2 separate regions of the Mus musculus genome follow, and region 2 is linked to region 1. A link is a loop called in an ENCODE intact Hi-C map of the cell type or tissue named here. Cell type or tissue: left cerebral cortex. All regions are shown on one strand. Each heading gives the region's core, and the rest is flanking DNA. Links, peaks and the distances in the headings are about the cores only.

What was found. Peaks named below come from ENCODE experiments on the same cell type or tissue, not always from the same donor. Only the 100,000 strongest peaks of a DNase experiment are listed, where the experiment ranks them.
Region 2: it touches region 1 in a loop (2.3-fold over the local background); 3 of 42 quality-filtered maps call a loop at or near these places.

The regions. Positions count from the first base shown.
Region 1 is chr11:96,173,671-96,176,578 of GRCm38, forward strand. No RefSeq gene overlaps it. Among named protein-coding and RNA genes, the nearest start is that of Hoxb13, 19 kb to the right of the region's middle. In left cerebral cortex, for the core only: no CTCF peak of the experiment used is centred there; no DNase peak of the experiment used is centred there.
Region 2 is chr11:96,323,279-96,326,186 of GRCm38, forward strand. Hoxb3 (homeobox B3) reads left to right here. Exons shown (of 4, transcript NM_001079869.1): 1 at 1-167. Among named protein-coding and RNA genes, the nearest start is that of Hoxb3, 1.6 kb to the left of the region's middle. In left cerebral cortex, for the core only: no CTCF peak of the experiment used is centred there; no DNase peak of the experiment used is centred there.

The DNA.
Region 1 (2,908 bases), core at 159-2,658:
CCGCCCAGGCCGAACAACCAAATTCCATTTTCCGTTTCGTGTCCTTTTGTTTCTTTGTCCTTTTGCACAACTAAGTAGGTTTTGACTGACAAGATAGATGATGCCTACACGGAGACAAACTGGTTGCTGAGAAATAGGATCGTGCTTTTCCATGGTATACTGGTGTGTCCACAAAAATCCATATTGGTCAAGGTCTGGGGTTCAAAGGCCATTAGCCAGGATAGAGGGAGCTGCCATTAGAAAACTGGACTTGGGGCTGGAGAGATGCCTCAGAGGACCTGAGTTCGATTCTCTGCATCCACACCAGCTTATAGCCATCTGTAACGCCTCCCCAGAAAACCTGACACTTTCTTCATGTCTTCAAGGGCATCTGCATTCATGCTCCCACCAATTCAAATAAATAAAAATAAATATAAATATAAACATTTAAAAAAAGAAGGAAGCTACTCTTTCCCTTTGGCTCTTTGCTTCAAACAACCAAAGTGCCACCACCCCTTGCACACTGCTCCACCCTCAGGCAGACCCTTCCCAAATTCCCCTTCCAAGGAGAAAGGAGAAGGGGTCTGGAGAGACCCTTGAAGAGAGTTTCTGCTTAGAGAGACAGAATGGGCTGTAGGGAGGCAGCATCCACAAGGAGGAGAGGTGGGACCTGAGGGTGGGGATGTCAAACTCTTCAGTCTTAGAAAGGCCCCTTTTTCCCCAGACAGGTGCGTATTGCATATGGCCCAGGTATGCTTTTTTTTTTCCACCAATGGTGCATGCCTTTAATCCCAACATTGGGGAAACTGAGGCATGCTAATTTCTGTGAGTTGAAGGTCAGCCTGATCTGCAGAGAAAGTTCCAGGATAGTTGAGGACACAGAGAGGAACTCTGTCTCAAAGAAACCAACAAATAAATACACAAATAAAAAGGTTTTTAAAAAAATCTATCTATCTATCTATCTATCTATCTATCTATCTATCTATCTATCTATCTATCTATCTATCTATCTATTATGTTTCTGCATGCCGCACCGCCTGTATAGTAGTCAGAGCACAACTTGGGGGTGTTTTCTCCTTCAACCATATAGGTTTTGGGGATCTAATTGAGCTTGTTAGGTTTATGCAACAATCCCTTTACTCTCCGAACTATCATCCCCAAGAATGAAGTTTATATTAATTCAAGCAATTGAATTTATATTAATTCAAACAGTTATTTGGCTACATCACAATATTTTCCCATTTAAAATAACTGAACTGGATAACAGGACCAAAAAAGTTAAATGTCACTTTGGTAAAAAATTACCATCCTCAACCTTAGGGCCACTCCTGGGAGAGCTTTTTAAAAATAGTAATGACAGGTCCTGGGTCCTGGGAAGATGCAAGCATGAGGACCTGGCTATAGATCCCCGGTAAAAAGCCAGGCGCAGGCGCGACAGTGGGGATTTGTAATGGAAACACTGGGAAGCAGAACCCCTGGAGCTTGCCCACAGTTTAACCTAACCAGCACTCCTGGCCTGGCACCTCTCCTTGCCCGAGTAGACCCCGCTCAGAACCCAGGGCTCTGCAAGGCCTGAATCATCTCTTTTCCTCTTTGCCATTTTCTACATTTTTCCCCCTGCATAGAGGAGGAAAGACAAAATATTTTGTCTTTCAAAATTCCTTAAAAGTACGGGGAATACGAAGCTGAAGCCTAAAATCCCCCTCCCCATCCTGGCAAAGCTTGGGCGGGCAGTTGGTCCTCAACTGGAGGGGGCGAAGGACCCCCAATGTAATAGGGGGCTTCTTTGGGGATAGAGCCCAGAAAAGCAGGAAAACTTTCCTGGAGTCACGCGGCACCTTCAATCTTAACTTTCCTACTGCACCCCAACTTTAGCCTCGCGGACTTGGCACTCCAGCCCAATGCTTGCTGTCGTACTCCCGTACTCCCCGAGTACCCCATCCTCAGACGCTGCCCACTCTCAGAGAACACGTACGTGAATGGAGGGCTGAATGGAGGGCTGGCGAACGCGTTCTTTCTCCTTCACTGAGAACTGGAGTCCAATGGGGGAATCTCCGCGACCTTCCATCCGGGTACACGGAGAGATAGATGATCCTGAGGACCCCAGCCCTATCTCCTTCCAGGGCTTTTTAGGAGGCTCCTTCGGAGGGGCTAGTAACCCGTAAAGGCTTCAAGATTGCCACAAGCATTTTGCCATTATGGTCCACCAAGGGACTTATCCATGTCTTTCAATTTTAAAGAGTCAGAGACAGCAAGAAATGCTAAAAGAGAAATGAGACTTCTCTCTTCATTTAATAATAATAATTTAAAAAGCGCCATAATTCAAAGAGCACATCCTTTTGTCCTTCCTCCAACCCGACCTCCACCTCCCAGGAAAAATTGTCAGAAAATTTCTAGCACACATAGAGACACTTTTCACTCTCTCTATCATGAACACAGTCTCTGTAGACCAAACCCAAACTTCACATTTCAGCAAACACATCATAGGAACGAAAATTACTTAACAATTTTTTTTCTTTTTGATTGGGAAAACGGGATGGGGATAGTTCTCCATAAAAGAACATGCCGGACTAGTGAAAGGGTTCAGTGGGCGAAGATGCTTTTGTCATTCTTGAAGAATTGAGTGCAACCCCCAATGCTGGGGACCCCTACTATGGGAGGGGAGAACGGACTTCAGGGAGCTATTCTCTGACCTTCAGGCCACATGGCATGCCCACACACAAAAGCAAACAAATGTACTTAAAAAAAAAAAAAAGAATATAGATTGCCTTTTTAAAACATGTGTCCACATCGGGCTAGCCTCAAACTTGTGGCAACAATTCTTCCCGAGTGCTAGGGTTATAAGCATGTGCTACCATGGCAAGTTACAAACTGCTTTAGAGCCTACAAAAATGCTTATTGTGTCCAATTCCAATGAAAATTTTATTTA
Region 2 (2,908 bases), core at 270-2,769, 150 kb after region 1:
CGGCTGTTGGGGGAAAAAAGTGTTAGCCGTCTCTCCGGATCGGCAAGGGGGAAAAATTTTGGAGCCATAAAGTTGAAAACTTTTTTCTCTCAGTTTTGGAAGAAGCCTTCCTTTCGTCATGAACGGGACCAGAGGAGCTCAGGCGAGAGCGGGCAAGAGGCTCAGAGGTAACAAAGCCCTGGCTTGGGCTGGCTTTTTCATTTTTTATTTTTTAATCATTTTATGGGCTCTTTTCACAAGTAAAAGAAAAAGAAAACCTCTCACCTCCTCTTTCTTTTTCAACTATCTTTGTGGGGTTTTATTTTATGGAGGATGCTTGGGCAGGTTTGCTACCTTTTATGATGACTGATGTTTGGGGAGAAAAGGAGAGACGTGGAGACAGAGGAGAGAGAGGCCTGGACACCTGGAGAGTGTTTGAACTGGTCAGGACGGAGGTGTCAGGGCTCCTGAAAAACACCAGAGAGGCTGTTTGTGAGGCTGTTCAGAAGTGTTTCTCTGGTTTTGAAAAATGCAGACAGGGAGAGCTTCTGTGTGTGTGTGTGTGTGTGTGTGTGTGTGTGTGTGTGTGTGTGTGCCTGTGTCCTGGGACTCCTGATTGTCTACACTGTTTACCAGTGAGATGTTGTCATTGAAGTCTCCTTTAAAAAAAAAAAAAGGAATCCAGTTCTTGACGGAGTCTCCTATCCTTGGAACTGATAGAAGTGGAATTGGTTGGGTTTTCTTCTTGTATCTAGTTTGGGATTCTAGATAAATCTTTACTCATTGAAAAAGAAACTGCTCAGGACCAGGTGCAGCAGAAATTCTCTTTTGTTCTACCCCCCACCCAATCCCATGCACCCCACACTCCAGGCCTCCTGGAGTCTCCCGTGTTCAGTTTCTTTTCTTTTTGCTTCTGGGTTGGGGGCTCTGTTCTTCCTCTGGGGGCCTTACTTCTCAGGCTGGGGAATTGGTGGACTCTGCATTAGACCTGAATGTGCTGTCCCCTTTTCCCTGAGGCCTCACTGAGAGAGAGTTTGGAGGCGGGAGGATGGCAGGAGGAAGAGTTCATGGAGAGGCCACGTTTTCTAGGCGATTAGCTTGGTATTAGAACCACAAAATGACCTCGGAAGCCCCTTGACCTCTCTGAGACTGGACATTGTGCTAGCTCTTGCTTCCTGCCCCAGAGGGAAAGTCACACCTCTTCAGGGTTCCTAGCTTCTTTATTCCCACTGTGGTCCCCAAATGCTTTGCTAGCTCAGAATTTATGTATCATTTTTCTATTGTTGTGGATTGGGAAGAAAGGTAGAGTTTTGTTTGTTTTGTTTTGTCTTTTTAAGTTAGCCCAGAAGTCCTGTGGGTAGGGAGTACTGGTGCTGATCTGTCTATATAAAGCTCCTTCCCTAGGTTTGGCTTCAGCCCCAGCCCCATCCCAACTCCATTTGCTTCTCTCTCTCTCTCTCTCTCTCTCTCTCTCTCTCTCTCTCTCTCTCTTTCTCTCTCTCCCTCTCTGTCTCTCCCTCTCTCTCTCTCTCTCCCCACCCCTCTGCCTCCTTTAAAGCGAGCTGAGGGAAGGAGAACTAAAGAATACAATACTGAGAGGTCAGACAGTCACCAGTCACAGATCAGAGGAATAAATTCCTGAGCTGGAGAGAAAGGCTTTCCACCATGGACACTATCTTGGAGATATTTCTTCATATTCTCTCCCCCCCCCCTCAACTATTTTCTGAAGTTCCTTTGTTTAGGGAGCTGTTTTTATAAACACCTTTATCTCCCGTACCCCAATCTTCCTTTTCTAAGTTCTTGTGTACCTCAATAAGCAGTAGAGTAAGAGAGCTGAAAGGAGGACCTCTCGCACGTTGCTCTGCGCGCGTTTTCCCTGCTAACCAAAGTTGGTAGAAACTTTTCAAGTCAAGAGATAAGTGGAAGACTTGCTAAAGGGGGGAAGCTGGAGTGAAGACCCCTTTTCTGTGACTGGCGCTCTATCTTCTGCATTCAATATCCTCAGTAGCAGCACACGTGGAAGGAAGGAGAGGGAAGGGAGGAGAAGCCTTTTCTTTCTAGTTGGGAAGAGGAACTGCTCTCCTTAAGAAAGGAAGAGGCTGTGCTTTGCTGGAGTGCGTGTGAGGCCTTCCTTGCTCACACTGTATAAATCTTTTCTGTAATTTGGGGAGTCTTGTCTCAGACAAGAAATAACAGGAGCCATTGGCTTTTTCTTTGTCCCCGGGTGGCATAAATGGAGGGACTGGGGTGGGGTGGGGGGTTCAGGAAGGGGTGGTCAGAGAGGCAAACTGGGACACTTTGATATTGTTGATAATGGCCAACTACTGCCCGTAAAGATACATAACGAACGGGCCGATTGTCCATCGCGGGGACCCTCTCTAGGTCCAAGTGACAAAGACCTAGTCACGTAGAACTTTTATAAGCTGTTTTGTGCGGTTAAAAAATCCCTGAGAATTAGGGGTTCACCAAAAGGAAGAAGGGTGACAATAGAAGGGAAAAGCTGGGGTCCCCCCAAACGTGTTCTTTCGCCTAGTCTCACCGCGGCGGAAGATCCTCCCCCCCTTTTCTCATTTCCAGACCTGAACCATTTTGGAGCTGGCGGCTGCCTGGGCTCTCCTTCCACATCTCTCGTGGCCACCCCCGAGTGAGGTCTTCCAATCTTTTGACCTCTCCCCCAGTTCCCTGGGCCCTTTGCACTCCCTCTCTTCTGTTGCTTGCCCGCCACCCTGGGCCGGAGGCTGCTTAGTCCCACTAGGGTCCTGGAGTCAGCCTGGTGGGTCTCCCTGGGAAGTGGTGAGACTACGGAGCGGTTTTGATTGGAAAACTGAGTTGGGAAGTTTCCCAGCGTGAGTTGAGCGCTGACGGATTTGTGATCGGCCATAAAACTGGAGCGTTCGGATTCGTAAATCAATCTCGCTTTCCTCAGTCT